Linked DNA regions of Homo sapiens: region 1 is linked to region 2. Evidence: chromatin contacts called from ENCODE Hi-C or POLR2A ChIA-PET data. All regions are on one chromosome and are shown on one strand. Each heading gives the region's core, a stretch centred on a gene start or an enhancer-like site at or near the end of the contact. The rest is flanking DNA. Distances are from core to core; before and after follow the strand shown. Region 1 holds the start of ALKBH6 (alkB homolog 6). Region 2 holds the start of APLP1 (amyloid beta precursor like protein 1).

Evidence for each region. A loop is a pair of places that touch in the nucleus more often than their neighbours do. ChIA-PET counts read pairs that join two places held with the same protein, here RNA polymerase II (POLR2A). Pooled maps may share reads with other maps.
Region 1: a map of naive thymus-derived CD4-positive, alpha-beta T cell shows a loop between it and region 2 (4-fold over the local background). The contact joins the promoter of ALKBH6 here to the promoter of APLP1 in region 2. A Hi-C loop is called at or near these places in 2 of 168 maps with a recorded cell type or tissue (dorsolateral prefrontal cortex and naive thymus-derived CD4-positive, alpha-beta T cell) and 7 of 50 pooled maps. POLR2A ChIA-PET finds 5 or more read pairs at or near these places in 6 of 52 experiments (BJ, H1, HEK293 and 3 more).

Annotation. Positions count from the first base shown.
Region 1 is chr19:36,012,886-36,016,664 of GRCh38, forward strand. It overlaps ALKBH6 (alkB homolog 6), which reads right to left and starts at 1,328. Exons shown (of 7, transcript NM_032878.5): 1 at 1,290-1,328; 2 at 459-537; 3 at 136-204. The coding sequence starts at 512. CLIP3 (CAP-Gly domain containing linker protein 3) reads right to left here. Exons shown (of 14, transcript NM_015526.3): 14 at 1,775-3,327. The coding sequence ends at 3,273. It overlaps LOC101927572 (a long non-coding RNA gene), which reads left to right and starts at 1,617. Exons shown (of 4, transcript NR_170988.1): 1 at 1,617-1,701. RefSeq lists an enhancer at 1,718-1,817.
Region 2 is chr19:35,866,221-35,869,922 of GRCh38, forward strand. APLP1 (amyloid beta precursor like protein 1) reads left to right here and starts at 2,354. Exons shown (of 17, transcript NM_001024807.3): 1 at 2,354-2,563; 2 at 3,447-3,590. The coding sequence starts at 2,417. It overlaps LOC107985317 (a long non-coding RNA gene), which reads right to left and starts at 3,137. Exons shown (of 4, transcript XR_001753932.2): 1 at 2,872-3,137; 2 at 1,655-1,910; 3 at 267-373. KIRREL2 (kirre like nephrin family adhesion molecule 2) reads left to right here. Exons shown (of 15, transcript NM_199180.4): 15 at 1-916. The coding sequence ends at 272. RefSeq lists silencers at 2,175-2,434, 2,525-2,594.

The DNA of each region.
Region 1 (3,779 bases), core at 78-2,577, 150 kb after region 2:
GTATGAGCTCTGTAACTTCCTTGTTCCTTCTGTCGGGGTCTTCACTGCAGCCTTGGGGGCTCTCATACAGAGGATGGACATTGGGGAGGAATATGGGAAGAGTGGGAAAACAGACCAGTAGGGCACTGAGGTCACCTGTCGAAGCAAATACTCCTCCTCTTCTTTGGAGATGAAGTCAGGGACATAGTAGATTACAGGTGGTGCCTAGGATAGAAAGACCCCCTGAAGGTGTGGCCCTTCAACCCACACAGAGGACATATCATCACAGAGCAACCCCTATGCCTGGAGACAGGCTCAGGATGTCCTCAGACAGGTCAGGGTCTAAAGTCAAGGGACCAGTGCCATTCCAGAATGGACTCTGACAGTAAGAATGAATTTGGTGGAAGGGGGCAGTCCCAACCCAAGAACTCAGGAATCAGCCTGCCTCCTTCACCCTCTGCACCCTGAGTTCTGACAACCTGCTCCACTCTGAACGGTTCCAGGGCTGGGACTCTGGCGTCCTGCTCCTCCATCAACACCAACTCCTTGCACCCAATCCTGTAGGGAGGGGAGGACATACTGAAGTCACTAGGCCTCCCGCCCTAACACCATGATGCAGCATTCCACCCCATCACAGGCCAGGCCTCACCTCAGCCCTCTTCTGAAACGCACTTGGTCTCTAAAATCTGAGTCTTCAGCATCTTACAAGCCACACAGAGAGCCCCTACGTTCCATGCCCGGACACAATGAGCCCCAAGAATAATCCCCCATTACTCTGTCCACTAAGGGCCCATCCAACTACACATATGCCTTCTCAATCCTCCCACAGAGAACATTCTCTGGCCCCACACACAGGGAGCCTTTCTCAAAAGCTCTACACATAGCCCCCAGGGCTGCACTCCAGAGCCCCTTTAAACACCTTGAGACCCCGCTTCAGACCTGCAACTGTGAGCCCGGCTATCAACACTCAGCGACCCCCGCCCCCCACCGAATCCCATTCTGTGCACTCCTGTGACCCCAATCTGAGCCTCCTCAGACATGTCCACCCTCAGCCTCCTCGGATCCCCCCATTTGGACGCCCCTCGGATTTCCCCTCCTGAGCGCCCCTTCACTCCAGCACCCTGAGATCTTTAGCTCTGAGGCTGACTCCCAAATCTTCTTCCCTCCCTGAACCATTCAGATCCCCGACTCCGAGCCTTTTAGGACTCCAAGCTCTGAGCCTCCTCGGACTCCTACTCTGGGCTCCCCCGGATCCCCACTTTCAGCCCTATTGACATCCATCTCTACCCCCAGCACTCCCCAAAACTGACCGTCCACCAGCGTCCCCTCCAATTTCCAAATTCAACATCCCCATCCCCCTCCCAGCCATTTCCGCCCCACATTACAGACGCAGAGTCCGCAGGCCAATGGGAGCTCCCAGAGGCTTCAAGGGCCCGCCTTCCACCCAATCGGCGCTCTCACTCAGTATTCGCCCGCCCCCTTCATGCTCGCCTAAGGATAGGCCGCGCCTCCTGGCCTCTGAGCCATTGGCAGGAGGGCGTGGGCGGGGCATCGTCGTCTGGCACTGGCCACTCAGAACTTAGGAACTGAACCTGGCCATTGGCGGAGTGGACCCCGATGGGTGGGACGGGGGCGGCAGCCGTGACAGCCGCGGGAAGACATGAGAGGCTGCTAGAAGGACTTCCCGCGGCCAGCGCCATCACCTGCCCACGCCGCAGGGAGGTGAGACTGAAGGAAGCACTTCCTTTCCCGTCTTCTCCCAGCAAGGGAAACCCCCAATGACCCGACACAGAGAGGCCATAGAAACGTCTTTATTGAAGAGGACAGGAGTCATGCTGAGTTTGGGGACATGCAGTGAAGGGGCAGTCGTGAGCTGTCCTTGGTGGTCGGGGCCCCAGGTCCGCCCTGGACCCCCTGGGCCTTCAGGTTCTCCCTCGAGCTGTTGGTCTGGCCCAGGTGCTGTGGGGTCCTTTGAGGCCAGTGACTAGAACGTAGATTGAAATCGGGGTTCCAGGATTTGAGATCCCCTCAGGGCCTTGGGGCCTTCCATTTATTAGAGATGGAGGCTTTAGGATTTGGGGTTCCCTTAGGGCTGGGGCTCTTGGAATTTGGTGTCTTGAAACCCATGGACTCGGGGCATTGAAATTCTCCAGTTTCCAGGGATGGGAATTCCTGTGTGGGGTTTCCTGGTGCCTGTGAATAGGGCTTGAGGTGTCTGGGAGCCTGGAATGCATATCCTGACTGCAGTCTCCTCCATACCAGGCACAAGGACCTCATGATTGGGTTTCCTGGGGACTTGGGATTGGATTTTCAAATTTGGGATTCCCTGGGGATTTGGGATTCCATGATTTGGGGGTCCTAGGAGTTACGGCATTGGGGTCTTCTAGGGGCTGTAGGACTTGAGGGCACAGGGGAGTTTGGGACGTGTGTACTCTAGGGTTTGGGATCCCCAGAGTCCTAGAATGGGGCCTCCAAATTTTGGGGTCCCCCAAAGGGGGAAGTCGTTACTTAAAAAATAGAGAATTTTCTGGGAGTCTGGCCAGCACAGGAGCTGTGGGCCATGTGGGGTGGGCTTCATACAAGGCACTGGGGGTTTCTTGAGGGTGCAGAGGGTAGGAAGACTTGGGGGGTCCTGTAATTAGCACTTCCAGGACTGTTTTGGTGTCTGTAAATTAGGGGTGACAGTGGGCTGGTTATGGTGGGTTTCTTCTTGAGGGATAAGAACAAGGGTCTTTGTTAATGAAGGAAGTCTCTGATTGAGGGGTTGGAATCTAAGGGCTTCAGGGTGACCATGGGGTCACGACATCTTGAGAGGACTGATGTTAAATGGGGAACAATGACATGAATGTCTGTTACTCTTTTGCTTTGGGGGTGTGACCTATGTTTATTTCAAGAGGACTTAAGGGGCAGTGTTTGTTAATGGGGAGGTTTCTGATCCAGGGTTGGGTGATTCAAGAATGTTCTGTTGTAATGCATTATGTGGAGAGGGTCACCATCATTTGGGGTGATATGGAAATCTGTTAATCTGGGAATCTGCTCTGAGGGGTTGGGGATAGGGACTAGCCTGAAGGTGCTACTCAGGGAATCTCTTTCTGGGTGACATGGGGTCTGTATTTGGGGGTTATTATGGGAGTATCTGTTAATAATGGGGCCTCAATGATCGAGGGCTGGCTAACAGGGGTCTCTACTCTGGATGTGTTACTGGGAATCTCTATCTCAGGGTGACTCAGGGCTCCTCGGGTGTCAGGAGATGCTAGTGGGGACTCTGTCTCTTTGTCAGGTGTCCAGGGCCTCTAAGACTGCATCTCCGCCCTCAGCATCCAGGGGAACCAGCAGCAGAACAGCAACCTGGAAAGGAGGATGACAGGGTCACGCCCTTAGGCAGGCAGCGGGGACATCTGCACCCATCACCCCCAGCCTTTCCCCCAGTGTTTGCTATCAGGCCTTTCTGGATTCTGCCTCTACCTCTCTGGCTGTGGTTTGTTTGTTTGTTTGTTTTCTGAGATGGAGTCTCACTCTGTCACCCAGGCTGGAGTGCCATGGCACGATCTCGGCTCACTGCAACCTCTGCCTCCCAGGTTCAAGCAATTCTCCTGTCTCAGCCTCCCGAGTAGCTGGGACTACAGGTGTATGCCATTGTGTCCGGCTAACTTTTGTGTTTTTGGTAGAGACGGGGTTTCACCATGTTGGCCAGGCTGGTCTTGAACTCCTGACCTCAGGTGATCCGCCTGCCTTGGCCTCCCAAAGTGCTGGGATTAAAGGCATGAGCCACCCCGCCCGGTCTCTAGCTGTTGTTCTGA
Region 2 (3,702 bases), core at 1,104-3,603:
CTGGAGGAGGTCTCTTCCTGCCACCACCCTCCCCCCTTGGGCCCCCAGGGACCCCTACCTTCTATGACTTCAACCCACACCTGGGCATGGTCCCCCCCTGCAGACTTTACAGAGCCAGGGCAGGCTATCTCACCACACCCCACCCTCGAGCTTTCACCAGCTACATCAAACCCACATCCTTTGGGCCCCCAGATCTGGCCCCCGGGACTCCCCCCTTCCCATATGCTGCCTTCCCCACACCTAGCCACCCGCGTCTCCAGACTCACGTGTGACATCTTTCCAATGGAAGAGTCCTGGGATCTCCAACTTGCCATAATGGATTGTTCTGATTTCTGAGGAGCCAGGACAAGTTGGCGACCTTACTCCTCCAAAACTGAACACAAGGGGAGGGAAAGATCATTACATTTGTCAGGAGCATTTGTATACAGTCAGCTCAGCCAAAGGAGATGCCCCAAGTGGGAGCAACATGGCCACCCAATATGCCCACCTATTCCCCGGTGTAAAAGAGATTCAAGATGGCAGGTAGGCCCTTTGAGGAGAGATGGGGACAGGGCAGTGGGTGTTGGGAGTTTGGGGCCGGGATGGAAGTTGTTTCTAGCCACTGAAAGAAGATATTTCAAGATGACCATCTGCATTGAGAGGAAAGGTAGCATAGGATAGATGAAGATGAAGAGCATACCAGGCCCCACCCTGGCTCTCCCTGAGGGGAACTTTGCTCGGCCAATGGAAATGCAGCCAAGATGGCCATATACTCCCTAGGAACCCAAGATGGCCACCATCTTGATTTTACTTTCCTTAAAGACTCAGAAAGACTTGGACCCAAGGAGTGGGGATACAGTGAGAATTACCACTGTTGGGGCAAAATATTGGGATAAAAATATTTATGTTTAATAATAAAAAAAAGTCAAAGAGGCAAGTGTGTCTTAGGGAGTCTACTGGCATTATCACTCTCCACCAAGGAAGGGGTCCCTTAGACCTGTCCCAAGGTCCCTCCTCTACCCTAGCCTATGAGGTGGCTGTAGGAGTAAAACTGTGAGCCACCTCTCAGCCTCTTGCTACCTGCAAAGCACTCTAGGCTCTTTTTTTTTTTTTCTTGAGACAAGATCTGGCTCTATGGCCCACATTGGAGTGCAGTGGCATGATCTCAGCCCACTGCTACCTCTGCATCCTGGGCTCAAGCCATCCTTCCACCTCAGCCTCCCAAGTAGCTGGGACTACAGGTGCATGCCACCACACCCAGCTAATTTTTGTATTTGTTTGTAGACAGGGTTTCACCATGTTGGCCAGGCTGGTCTCAAACTCCTGACCTCAAGTGATCCGCCCACCTAGGCCTCCCAATGTGCTGGGATTACAGGCATGAGCCACTGTGCCCAGCCATGGGCTCTTTTAATATACATCTTCACACACACACACACACACACACACACGCACACACACACATGAGTTGCAAACAGAAAAGACACACACATAGGCATGTATGCACAGACACACGCATAGATGTCCACACAGTTGCACACAAGTGACAGGGCTGCCCCAGGGGTCCTGGGGAAGACTGAATTCTAACTCTCATTAGAGGAGACAAACAAGTGAGCCCTGAAGTGGAGCAGGGAAGGGGAGACTATGGGTAGGAAAATGGCAATCCCCTGGTCCTTACAGCAAGCGTGGAGATCCAGACCCTAATCCTGAGGTGCTGCATCCACAGTGGGCATGGTGCTGGTGCCTGCTTGGATGATCCTTAAAGAAAGGTCCTGGGGGCTTTGGTTCATGGATCCTTGAGCTAGGAGTTAAAGGTCCAGGCCCCTGGGACCCTTGGGAAGCAGAGCAAGAAGAGTGAACTCCTGGGTCTGAAGGAGAATGGGCTGGGGGCTTGGTCTCTGGTCCTGAGAGAGAAGGTGCCCAGACTTCTGGATCTGAAAGAGGAAGGGACTAGGTCTCAACTGCTGCCTTCTTGACTGGGGACATTTTGGAGGCCTGTATTCCTGAGCCCTCAACAGAGGAATGTACTAGGGGATGGGGGTCTCTGATGCTTGCATCCTTGGAAAAGGACAAAACTGTGAGTGTCTGGGTCTAAAGAGGGTGAGAGTCCTGCGGGAGGACTCAAAATCCACAACGGGCGGAGCCCATAGCCGGACTCCTGGCTGGGCCCTTCATGGGGCGGGACGCCTGGAATCTCGAGGGGCGGGGGCCTGGCGCAGGCTCCCGCCCGGGGTTCCCGAGCTGCTCCACTCTGCGCGAAGCCGCCACGCTATTGTCCTGACCAGGAAGGCGGGGCCGGCGCGGGGCGGGGCTGGCGGCGCCGGCGCAGCCCGGGGGCGGCGGGAGGAGGAGGTGGCGGCGGTGGCGCTGGGAGCTCCTGTCACCGCTGGGGCCGGGCCGGGCGGGAGTGCAGGGGACGTGAGGGCGCAAGGGCCGGGACATGGGGCCCGCCAGCCCCGCTGCTCGCGGTCTAAGTCGCCGCCCGGGCCAGCCGCCGCTGCCGCTGCTGCTGCCACTATTGCTGCTGCTTCTGCGCGCGCAGCCCGCCATCGGGAGCCTGGCCGGTGGGAGCCCCGGCGCGGCCGAGGTGAGGCCGGGCCGGGTCCTGGGGGATGGGGGAAGGGGCGGGACCGGGTCTCTGGACGCCGGCGCGGACATGTCCAGGGCAGAAAGCGCGGTCTTTCCAGCCAGGTGGTCAGCCCCCAGGCGCCCCCAATCACATTTATGAACCCAGGGTTCCAGGCCCCAGCTCCCCCATCATGCGACGTCCCAGCCCCCTCCCATCTCGAGCATAGGAACTGGTCTATTCAGAGCCCCTGGTCCCAGAAGTCCAGCCCCCTCTCCAGACCCAGGTGACTCGGCCCCAACCCCCTCCCGCCTGGACATAGGACCCACCAAGCAGCGAGGCATTTAGATCCAATAATCCAGACCCCTTGTATTCTCTGGACCCATATGGAGGCCCTTGCAGCCTCCCAGGACCCAGGAGTCCAGTCCTTCAGTCACCACCCACCCCAACCAGATGTAGCTCTCCAGTCCTCAAGGACCTGGTGTCCAGGACTGTAGGCCCCTGAAGCCAGGCCTTGTCAGCTTTGCATCCTGCAACGGGAGCCTGAGCAAGGGATGGAGGGAGGAGGGGCCAGAACTCCTGGGTTCTGGCCTCCTCCTCCGCGATTCAGGTTTAACCCCTTCGGGCTCCAGAGCGGCTGCGCTGGGGTGGGGGCGGAGTCTGTCTCCGCGGCAACAAGGCAGAAAGAATCCCGGGGGACCCAGGTCGCCATAGCAACGGGAGCGCTGGGGCGCCCCCGCCCTACGGGAGCTGTTTCCCAGGGAACGGTGCCTCCATGGAGGCGGTGTGCGGTGCTTGGGGGAGGGGGCTGGTGCTGGGGGTCTCGGTCCTAGGGAGCAAAGAACCAGGGGACCCTCATGCCAACGCCCCCCGAGCCCTCACTGTCCTTTCCACTTCCATCCAGGCCCCGGGGTCGGCCCAGGTGGCTGGACTATGCGGGCGCCTAACCCTTCACCGGGACCTGCGCACCGGCCGCTGGGAACCAGACCCACAGCGCTCTCGACGCTGTCTCCGGGACCCGCAGCGCGTGCTGGAGTACTGCAGACAGGTGGGCGGGGCCGAACGGGAGAGGCGGGGCCGCCCATAGAAAGCTAGACTTGAAAAAGGCGTGGTCCAGGGTGCTGCGCGATCTAAGGCGTGGAGGCTGGGGGGCGTGGCCA